Regions from separate parts of the Homo sapiens genome. Here region 2 is linked to region 1. A link is an interaction called in ENCODE POLR2A ChIA-PET data of the cell type or tissue named here. Cell type or tissue: MCF 10A. All regions are shown on one strand. Each heading gives the region's core, and the rest is flanking DNA. Links, peaks and the distances in the headings are about the cores only.

Evidence for each region. Peaks named below come from ENCODE experiments on the same cell type or tissue, not always from the same donor. Only the 100,000 strongest peaks of a DNase experiment are listed, where the experiment ranks them.
Region 2: POLR2A ChIA-PET joins it to region 1 with 5 read pairs; 11 of 35 experiments call an interaction of 5 or more read pairs at or near these places.

The regions. Positions count from the first base shown.
Region 1 is chr3:38,028,916-38,034,281 of GRCh38, reverse strand. PLCD1 (phospholipase C delta 1) reads left to right here and starts at 4,640. Exons shown (of 15, transcript NM_006225.4): 1 at 4,640-4,776. The coding sequence starts at 4,743. In MCF 10A, for the core only: no CTCF peak of the experiment used is centred there; DNase peaks (open chromatin) are centred at 2,481 and 2,841.
Region 2 is chr3:37,851,122-37,856,487 of GRCh38, reverse strand. The region is part of intron 1 of ITGA9-AS1 (ITGA9 antisense RNA 1); the gene reads left to right. Among named protein-coding and RNA genes, the nearest start is that of ITGA9-AS1, 8.0 kb to the left of the region's middle. In MCF 10A, for the core only: a CTCF peak has its summit at 938 (motif pointing left); DNase peaks (open chromatin) are centred at 917, 2,607 and 4,197.

The DNA of each region.
Region 1 (5,366 bases), core at 127-5,126:
GTCAGGCTGGTCTTGAACTTCCAACCTCAGGCAATCCACCCACCTCAACCTCCCAAAGTGCTGGAATTACAGGTGTGAGCCACTGCACCCAGCCAAGTTGTATTCTTTTTTGTTGTTGTTGTTGTTGTTTGAGACAGAGTCTTGCTCCGTCGCCCAGGCTGGAGTGCAATGGAGCAATCTCAGCTCACTGCAACCTCCTCCTCCTGGGTTCAAGTAATTCTCCTGCCTCAGCCTCCCAAGTAGCTGGGATTACAGGCACCCACCACCACTCCCAGCTAATTTTGTGTGTGTGTGTGTGTGTGTGTATTTTTAGTAGAGACAGGGTTTCGCCATGTTGGCCAGCCTGGTCTTGAACTCCTGACCTCAGGTGATCCACCGGCCTCAGCCTCCCAAAGTGTTGGGATTACAGGCGTGAGCCACCGTGCCCAGTCATAAAAGGTGAATTATTACAAGGCCCAACAGGACTTGGTCCCGGTTACCTCTCTTTCTCCTCCCATGATCAGCCCGCCCCACTTCCCCGTTCTCTTGCTCTCTTAGCTCCAGCCACATTGGCCTTGTCCTCCTTGCTCATCCTCCAACATACCAACACCCTCCTGCTTCAGGGTGTATTTCCTGTGCCTGGAATCTTCTGCCCAGATATCTCTAAATGTCTCAGTCCCTCACTTCTGTCAAGGCTTTGCTTGACTGTCACCTTTCCCATAAAATCCAGCCTGATCAACCCTTTTAAAATTTAATTCTGTCAGGTGAGGTGGATCGCTTAGGGTCAAGAGTTCAAGAGCACCCCAGCCAACATGGTAAAACCCGTCTCTATTCAAAATACAAAAATTAGCTGGGCGTGGTGCCACACACCTGCAATCCCAGCTACTCAGGAGAATCACTCGAACCTGGGGGGCAGAGACTGCAGTGAGCTGAGATCACACCACTGCACTCCAGCCTGGGCAACAGAGCGAGACTCCATCTCAAAAAAAAAAAAAAAAAAAAAATTAACCCTATCCCATTCCTGAACTGCTTTAACCCACTTTTTTCATTTTACTTATTATCTGCTAATATCCTGTACAATTCATTTCTTACATTTGTTAAAATGTCTCTTTTCTTTCCATTAGAATTTGGGCTCCAGGAGGGCAGGGGTTTTTGATGTGTTTTGTTCACAGATGACTCCCAAGCCTCTAGAACAGTGCCCACTACACAGTAGCTGCTCAATAAATATTTGTTGAATAAGTGACATAGCAGAACAGTTTTCAAATGTGGGTCTCTTCAGTTCACACATCCCATAAGTGTGTTTCCTCCTTCAGGTGAGTTACCCTCTGCCTCCTCCTTCAGATAAGGGTCTGAGGGCAAGTTTCCTGTCTGTTCCCCATGCCAAGCACTGTATTCTGCCTCTGGGGTGGAGGTGAGCATTGGGACTCAGTCCACAGTGAAATAAACATCACAGTTACATTCACAAATGAATACACAATAAAATCCCACAAATATAATTATAGAATAGTAACCCCAAATAATCCCATACTGTCCTGGGACTACCAGCAGGTCCAGCAGCCTCATAGTTCACTATGGCATCCTGGATCCCTGCAAGGTCAGGACCTGAGGATCTGACCCTGCATGACCTGAGGACTCTCACTTTGCCACAGCTGCTCCCTTGGGAGGAGCAGCCTTCACTTTTCCTCCTGATGCATCTGGACTTGGGCCCATGACCCTCTGGAGGGAGCTCCTATGGGGGTTTTGCAGCCCTCAAAAGCAGCAGGGGCATGACCTCAGACCAACAGCCTCAGGTTGGGCTCTGGCCACCTGGATCTGTAGAGGAGGCCAGGCAGAGGATGGCTGTGGGAATATGGGATTCTGGTGGCCTTCTAGCAGGTACTTATTTGTGCCCTGTACTTGCCATCCATTACTTCTGCCAGTTCTAAGGATGATTATAGCTCCTGATTGAGGAGCTCAGAGAAGCGAAGTCACTTTTCCAAAGTCTTAACAGCAGGAAGCTGCAAAGTCAAGATTTAAACAGCCCCTTCACCCCATATCCTGGAGCAGAGGCTCTAAAGACAGGGAGGGGGCAGAATAAACCCCATTCACCTCACCTACCCAAGCTGGGCTAGGTTTGCATTTCATGGGGGAGGGACTGGAAAGGGCCAGCCCTGAAGCACGCTTGGAGCCTGACCATCCTGAACGTTGGCATTCTTGGGTGATAATACCCCCTCCTCAGGCCTCCAGAGAAAGTAGTGGTGGAGAGACCAAGTGAAGTGGCTTGAGGCAGGCACTGGTGCCAACACTAGGTCTCTCTTCCCTGTCTCCAGTGATCCCAGAAGCTCCATCACCCCATCCATCCTCACACAGACATAGAAGACTGGGCATGGTCAGGAGAGTGAGATGCCAGAAACTCCCCCATTAAAGAACTAGTCTTTGGGGCATGTGTGGGCCCTCTGTGTACCCAAACTAAGCCTGCCAAATAGCCCTCTGAGTCACCGGGATCTCAGGGCATCTTGCACAGGCAACTGAGAGCTGGGTTTTGAGGAGGGTAATTTAGGCACCTGGCCAGGGCTGGGCCCACAGACGGCCCTGGGAGTTGAGGGCAGAGGGAGTGAAGGCAAAGGGAATGGAATCCAGCAACTTCGTGACTTGGTACAAAGCCTCTTTGCCTCCTCTGAGCTCCAGCCCCTCCACACAAGTTCACTCATACCACACAGGCTTACCCCTAGCAGGAACCAGCAGAGCACCTCCCAGCCTGTGAGAGCCAGGAGGGGCCGATAGCCAGGGGAAGAGAGGAGAGGACTGGAGTGAGGGCTCACCCACGGCTCTGAGCAGCCGCCGGGTTTCTCTATGAGCAGGGCGGGGCCCAGCCCTCATGTCTGGCAGAACCTGGTTGCATGTGCCAGCTCTGAGTCAGCAGTGCCCATCCTGCCCAAGAACCCTGGGCTAGGGAGGAGGCTGCAGCTCCTATGTCTGTGCCAGGGGCCAGAGGAGGGATTCTGTGAGGTGGGTTTGGAGCATGCAAAGGAAGAGCCTGGCTGCATCCCCACCATGGTACATAGACAAAGGGAAAGGAGAGGCTCCCAGGTAATGTCCTGGCTTGGGGCCTGGGGCTCAGAGTTGGGAGATGATGTGAATACATAGGAATGATGACTGAGATGAAGCCATGTCCACTCCTGGTGTCAGAGTTTCACTGTGACGCTGCCTAGGAAGAGGAGGGGGGCTTGAGGAGGCCTGATTTGCTGAGTACAGGGGCTTGCAGGCTCCAGGAGTATCAGAGGTGCAAGTGGTAGGCTCCAAGGCCTGAGGAGGCCTCCAGAGGGCAGAGAAGGGGACCCTTCTTCCCCACTCATCCCCTGTATGGAGGTCCAGAGTGATGCCTGCCAGTATGAATTTGCTCATCCCTCAGCAAACATGGAGTGTGGCCCTGGGCAGAAGGGAAACCAAGGAAGGAACTGACAGGCCTGCCCAGGGCAGGGGTGTTCGCACTGCAGGACAGGATTGGAGCTGAGTGCCAGGTAAGGGGTGAAGCCCCGTCTGTGGAGAGGGGGCATGCAGAGCAGGGGGCTCTCCAAAGCCCAGAAGTCCTGATCCACTTTTAACCCCCAGAACCAGAAGACTGTCCTTCAGCTGTTTCACATCCCTTATTCAAGGCCACCTAGGGCCCAGAAGAGGAGGGATTGGGGTGAGCCCAGCCCCCTCCCCGCAGAGCTGGTCCAACTAGCTTTGCCTGACTCTCACATTGGCCTTATCAGCCCAGGAGGCCTGGGTGGCTTCCTGGGAGGCCCTCTGGGGGCTCTCTGACACCAAGAGCCCAGTTTTCCCAAGGGACTCTCCAAAGGGGTGGTGGGCAACAGGATCTAGGGACCCTCCCAGGGTCTGTGGTGGGAGGGGTCTCTGGGCAACCTATAAAGGGGGTTTTCTGGGTCCCAAGAGTTAGGGGGTGGGTCTGCATAGGGACCTTGCCCAGACAGCCCCTTGGGAGGCCACCTGAAGAAGGGACCCTGGGGATCCTCCCCCTCGGCTGCATGGATCGCTGGGGTTTTGGGATATGAGTGGCTCAAAAGTGAAATCCGTGCACCTGCTTGCTTCCCCCTCCCACACCCCCAACACTCCACCAAAGGCACTCTTGGGGTTAGAAACCTCCCAGCGAGAGGGAAGGGGACCCTCCTCCCGACAAGGTCCAGGTATTGCTCTCTGAAGACCTTCTAATCGTGTCCGTGCACCCATTTCGCAGAAGGGAATGCGAACGCTGGGAGCTGCGGCTGGAAGCCTGGACGCCGCGTCTCCCTAGCGCAGCAGCCCGGCTGGGCGTCGGACCTTACACGATCCCTTCCCCGGGATGACGCCGGATTCTTTCCAGCATCACCCCGACCCCAGCGAGGCGCCCACAACAGGGCGTGGGGCCCGGCCGCCCGCGGTAATGACAGGGCCCGCGGCCCGTGGGTGGCGGCGGCGGAGGAAGCTGGAGGAATCTGGCTATTTCTGGTCGGGGCGCGCCCGCTGGCCCGGGCCAGGGTTGGCCAGTCCTCCGGGCCCCCAGCTCTGCCCTCCCTCTCGCGTCCCCAGAAGGGGGCGGGGAGAGACGAGGGTTGGCGGGCTCAGGGGGCGGGGGCGCAGGGCAGCGGGGGCGGGGCGGTGTCCCGGGACCACCCCCGGCCTCCTCCCACCGCGGTCCATTCAGGTCCCTGCACCGCACTCCGCTCGGACCCCAGGCCGCCGGTGCTGTCGCTACTCAAGTGAGTCCCGCGGTGCCCCTCCCGCCGCGCCGCCCGTCGGGCATGGACTCGGGCCGGGACTTCCTGACCCTGCACGGTGAGTGCCTGGCCCGCGCGAGCGGGAGACCCTGCAGGGGTGGACCCCTGGAAAGCTGTTCCGGGCCCTGGACAGGGAGCCCCCAGCTCCTTCGGCCGCCTCCACACCACCCCGGGCCCGCCTCTCTGCCCCTTCTCCGGACTGGGAAAATCTCAGCCCGCGGCTCCCTGGGTGGGACTGCCGGGCACGACCCTGGGCGTTTCCAGGCTTGTCCGAGATCTAGCCCGGGGGGTGGGTGGGCGGGCGGTACGGGTCTAAAGACTTCCCTCCGCCTCGCGGACCCCCTTGTCCTGGTCATGAAAGTCTGGGCTCCACGATCCCGCTCGCACGGAGGGGCGGCGAAGGAAGGAAACAGCATCCAAGAACGACCAAAATTCTCCTTGCCCCATCCGGGCCGCCCCAGAGGCTCCCCAAAGCCTGGGCGTGCCTGGACCGCGTCAGGCCGCGCGGGTGTGGCGGAGCAGGGGCTAAGCGGGTGGGGAGAGGAGGTGTGCAAGGTTAACCGTGGTCGGGCCGTGCAGCCTTAACTGCCCAGCGCAGAATAGTCAGCGATGCTCAGGCTGAAAGAAGCAGCACGATCCCCTCATCTG
Region 2 (5,366 bases), core at 256-5,255, 180 kb after region 1:
GTGGACAAAATACCCTTAAGGGGCTCACAGCCTAATGGAGGAGGCAGAAGAGCAATCAGAGGGTGGCACAGAGTAGAACTGATTTATTCTCCAGGGAGTCCCCACAGAGGTGATGATGCTAACAGTGTCATTTCCAGAGCCTTCAGTTCCTGGATGAGCGGACTTTTTCATCTACAATCTCCACAGAGAAGGCTGTATTTGAGGAGAAGTAGGACATAATGACGGAGGAAGAGGTGGAGGTCCTGAAGACCAGGTTGAGTTTGGAATTTAACCTAAGGGTAATCTGGAGCCACTGAGACCTCTTGAGCAAGGAACAGGCACCAGTTCAGAAACTAGTTAAGATCTGAAGGTTAAAGTCAAAACTCAGACCAGCTTAAGCAACAGTGGGGGCTCTACTGGCTCATGTAATCAAATCACAGTTACATGCCTGGGCTGGAGTGGCCTGCGAGTAGCATCTGAAGCAAGGAGATAGAGATCTCTAGGGGAAGGATGTGACCTCCAGCTACTACTTTTCCCCATAACCGGGATGATCAAGGTGTTAGGAAAGGCAGAGGACATCCTTACACCTCAAGACACCCTGTATTCCCCACTCAGCTTGTTCCAGGACACCATCCCTAAGGGATCCCCAGAAGCTCATCCTTCTGCCTTCAACACCCATAACTCCCATGCTTCCTCAACATCCTGATCCTTTCTTACCAAGACCCACTCTCCCCCATCACACATGGATTCTTCCAATCAAATGTCTATGTCCACTGACACCTGGCTTCCTAGCCATCTTCTACCTCTACCCTTGTCCCCAGGGATGTTCTCTACTTGTCCCCAGGTGGGACCTGGGGACAGCATCCTTCCCATCTAAAGACACTTCACTCCCAAGAATAAGGCTTTCAAACGGGTCAGTGGTCCAGCAGGTGCAGCCCGCCCCCTGGTGGCCACAATGTTGTGTGGTCCTTTTCCTGAGCCCAGCTGAATGTGGAAGGCCTCTCTCCCTGCCAGTTCCTCAGTGTACACCACAGTCAGAGTGGGCTCAGTCGTGTCTCTTACCTTACCTGTCATGATTTGCACTCTTGTTCAGTTTTCCCCAGAGTATTAGCAGAAATGCCCTCAGGAGGCTGGGCGCAGTGGCTCACACCTGTAATCCCAGGACTTTGGGAGGCCAAGGTGGGCAGATCATTTGAGATCAGGAGTTCAAGACCAGACTGGCCAATGTAGTGAAACACCCGTCTCTACTAAAAATACAAAAATTAGCTGGGCATGATGGCGCAGGCCTGTAATCCCAGCTACTCGGGAGGCTGAGGCAGGAGAATCACTTGAACCCGGGAGGCGGAGGCTGTAGTGAGCTGAGATCGCGCCACTGCACTCCAGCCTGGCAACAGAGTGAGACTCCATCTCAAAAAAAAAAAACAAAAAAGAACGCCCTCAGGAATATGAAGGCCTGAGTGCCTGTCTGGAGAGGGTAGAAAGCAGGGGAACTGGAGCGATGTGCCCCACTTGGCAGCCAGTCTTGGAGGAGGAAAATGAAAGGCAAAGTGGATGCAAGCCACTGGTGAAGGAAAAAAGGGCAGTCAACCAGGGTCCTGGGCACACAGAGAAAAGGGCATCTGGCCTAAAGCTGGTGGTCAGGAGATATTTGGGGAATTTGAGAACAAGACACATCCTGATCTGAGATAGACTCTAGGACCTTGGGAATGAGCTGAAACATTCTTAGCGTACCCAGAAACCCAAGAAGCCTTCCTGGAGGGGGACACGCCTGCCACCACTTCTGTACCTCCAAAATTACAGCCCTGCCTTACCCAGAGAGTTTGGGTGCAAAAAGAGGACATGGCCTCAGGCTTGGGCCCTCTCTGACAGCCCCGGCTGGGGGAGGGCATGGCCCTGCCCTGAAACCCTATCACAATAGAATAGCTCCCAGAGCAGAGGGGGCAGGGTATCTCTGTGTGCCCTCAGCCCACTAGCAGGAGTGGCTTTGGCTCCTGAAAGGGCAGAGAGTCACAGAGTCTCAAGTTGATTTAGTGACTCTGGAGCCATTGAGCCCCTTGAGGTGGAACCCCACACTTAGCCCCTGTGTGGATTGTCCCTTGGATGACTCCCCATATCTCAGCTAGCAGGTATCATGTGGCCTGGCTGATGGAGGTTACTTTTGCTTGGCTGCTGTCATCTGTCGCCTCTCTCAGCCAGGCTCCCCAGGCCCTGGGCTCTGGCCCAGCCACAGGTACCCCCTTTATTCCCTGGCCTATGCCTACACAGGCTGTATTGGAGCTGAGGTGAGCAGACCCAGACGTGGCCACACTCTGTGGTGTGAATTCTATGTCACCCGTCATCCCAAGGCTGCCTGCTGATGAAGAGGAAGGGCCAACCCATATGTGCATCACTGCATGCACCCGTGTATATATTAGGGGGTCCATATGCGTGTGTATGCAGCCCCTTCTGGGAAGGTAGTTGCCCTCTCACATCTTTTATAGCATCAGCTTTGACAGGCAGCTGCCATGGCAGACCTCCCACTGGCACCATTCACATGGGCGGTGCCTTGGCTGGGCAAGGGAGATATTTCACGGGCAGGTCTGGTCACAGACACACACCTTGGTACGTGCAGCTACATGCTCATTTGTACTTGGGCTCACACGTGACAAGGCTGTCTCTGCCCAGGCTGGTTTCTCTACGTTGGCACTGCCTGTTTCTCCCTCCCTCCCTCCCGCTCTGGCCCTCCAGGTCTCAGCCCTGACAAGCACTGCCCTCCTCTTTCAGCTCCCCTGGAACCCAGCCTCCTACCCTCTTGGTCTTGGAAGGTTCTCAGAGCCTCCCTCATGAACATGATCACAGATGAGCATTTGTAGGCAATTTCTACTTTTCACACTAACTTCCCAGAGGCCTGGGTAGAGAGAGAGCTGGGCTCTCTCCTCTGGAACAGGGGTCAGGGTATGGGAGGGAAGAATACAAGGAGGTGGCCAGGGGCCGTGGCTCATGCCTTTAATCCTAGCACTTCAGGAGGCTGAGACAGGCGGATTTCCTGAGCTCAGGAGTTTGAGATCAGCCTGAGCAACACAGTGAATCCCATCTCTACTAAAATACAAAAAATTAGCTGGGTGTGCTGGCGTGCACCTGTAGTCCCAGCTACTCGGAGGCTGAGGCAGGAGAATTGCTTGAACCTTGGAGGCGGAGGTTACAGTGAGCCGAGATTGCACCACTGCACTCCAGCCTGGGCGACTGAGACTCCTTCTCCAAAAAAAAAAAAAAAAAAAAAAAAGAATACAAGGAGGTAAAAAAAAAAATCTCAGTAAATTAGTCAGTCTGTCTCCTGACTCCACTCTCCTTCCCTCTCTCCCACTTCCCCCTCCCCTGCCACACAGCCCTCCTTGGTTGCTGCTAACATACACTCAGGCGCCCCTGATGCACACTGTTCCCCTCCCCCATACACTGCCAACCCACATTCCTAAATGGGGCTCTTAACCCCAGTGAACTGTCCCCATCTACCCCATCTGGCTCTGATCCCACCATGGCCATGGGAGGCACTCCTTGTGATCCACACCTGAGTGCCTGGCTGGGATGGGTGGAGAAGGAGGCCCTATCTCAGCTGAAAGAGGCAACAGGCAAGTGGCCTCCTCTCTCTGGACCTTCCTTTCTAGGCAAGAACACACAGATGATGGTTTGTTGCCAGAAGGCTCTGGAATGGGTGCAAACCAGAAGGGGTTCCCTGTCCTGGTCTGAGTTTAGGGATGGGACCAAAGAAGTAAAATTTCTGGACGTTCTACTAAAAATTATTTTTAAAATATCAAAAGCAAAAAATATTTTGGGGAAACGGATACTAGCCACATGGAATTGACTAGACGTTGAGAGTTCACACAGCTTGTTAATATTTAGTGTCTTTCTGACTCCCTGATGGCCCTTGGTAAGAGAAAAGAAGGAGGGTGGTTGTCACCCATCCTGCCTGTTTACTGCACACCAAGCTGTGGCTGGGTACCGTGTTTCCAAAGGCGAGAGGCTCCCTTGGGTGCAGGAAATGGAGACCATGTCAGGGAAAGATCAGCATGAGGGTCCTGGAGTGAGAGTCTCTGCCCATCCAAGGCCTCACAGGAACTCAGCTCAAACCATAAAGAAAGCTATTATATCACCTGGCAGGCCTCAGGGATGACCTCAGGAAACTGGGTCTTTCAGGAGCAAGGCCACTCCAGACTAAACTCCTGTTACTCCAGACAAGTCATTTGTCATGAATGTGACTCAGCTGCATCTTTCATCACTGCTTCAGTTTGGGTCTAACCATTTGTCCTCTTGTTAACAACTCACTAATTTTCATAAGTCCCAGTTTAAATCTGGGAGACAGTCTGTTTGCCTTAGTTCATTCCGATTTTTCAAGTTACTATACTTATGTAAAAAATTACCCCCAATTTTAGTGACTTTTACAGAATCAAAAAATACTTATATGCTTATGAATCTGCAGTTTAGGCAGGGCTTGGTGGGCCTAGCTCATCTTTGCTTTCTGTGGGGTCACCTGGGCTGCTTGATAGTGGGAGCTGGACTGATCTGGAGGCTTACTTTCTCGCATGTCACAGTTGATGCCGGCTGTTGGCTGATGCTTTGGGCTGTTGGCTGGAAAACCTACAAATGCTATTGACCATGTCTTTTATTTTCTGTACTCTGATGTTTTGACATATTGGGGTCTTGTTTTTGGCATCTTGGGGCCTTGCTGACCTTGGAGGGACTGCCCCTTTGATAGCAGATTCCTAGAGATAGCAAATAACTGACCTGTGAGGGTGTCTTTCATATGCAAGCCAGTCAATCCAGTGCCCACATTCCCAACCACCCCCTTTATCCAGCAATTACAGGCCCCTATTTTCCTGCCCTAGTCACCCAGGGGCCAAGTACCAGACTACTGGGGCCAGCCCCTACACCTCAGAGCCCACCAAAATTATTTAAACTAGCTAATCCTGAACCTGCTTACCCTGTTCCTTTTTGTAGAAACCACACTAAATGCCTTTGCCATAGTTTTCCTTTCTCCCTCAGGTTCCTGACCAAGCTGGTGCTTCTGCGTGTGTTCCTGCATGACTTGGTGTGTCCCCTTCTCTTGGATCTGTGAGTAACAAACTATCTTTTCTTTTTTTCTTTTGAGACAGAGTCTCGCTGTGTCTGTGTCACTGAGGCTGGGGTGCAGTGATGCAATCTCAGGTCACTGTACCTCCGCCTCCTGAGTTCAAGTGATTCTCCTGCCTCAGCCTTCCGAGTAGCTGGGATTACAGGGATGCACCATCACACCCAGCTAATTTTTGTATTTTTAGTAGAGAGAGGGTTTCACCATGTTGGCCAGGCCGGTCTCAAACTCCTGACCTCAGGTGATCTGCCCGCCTTGGCCTCCCAAAGTGCTGGGATTTACAGGC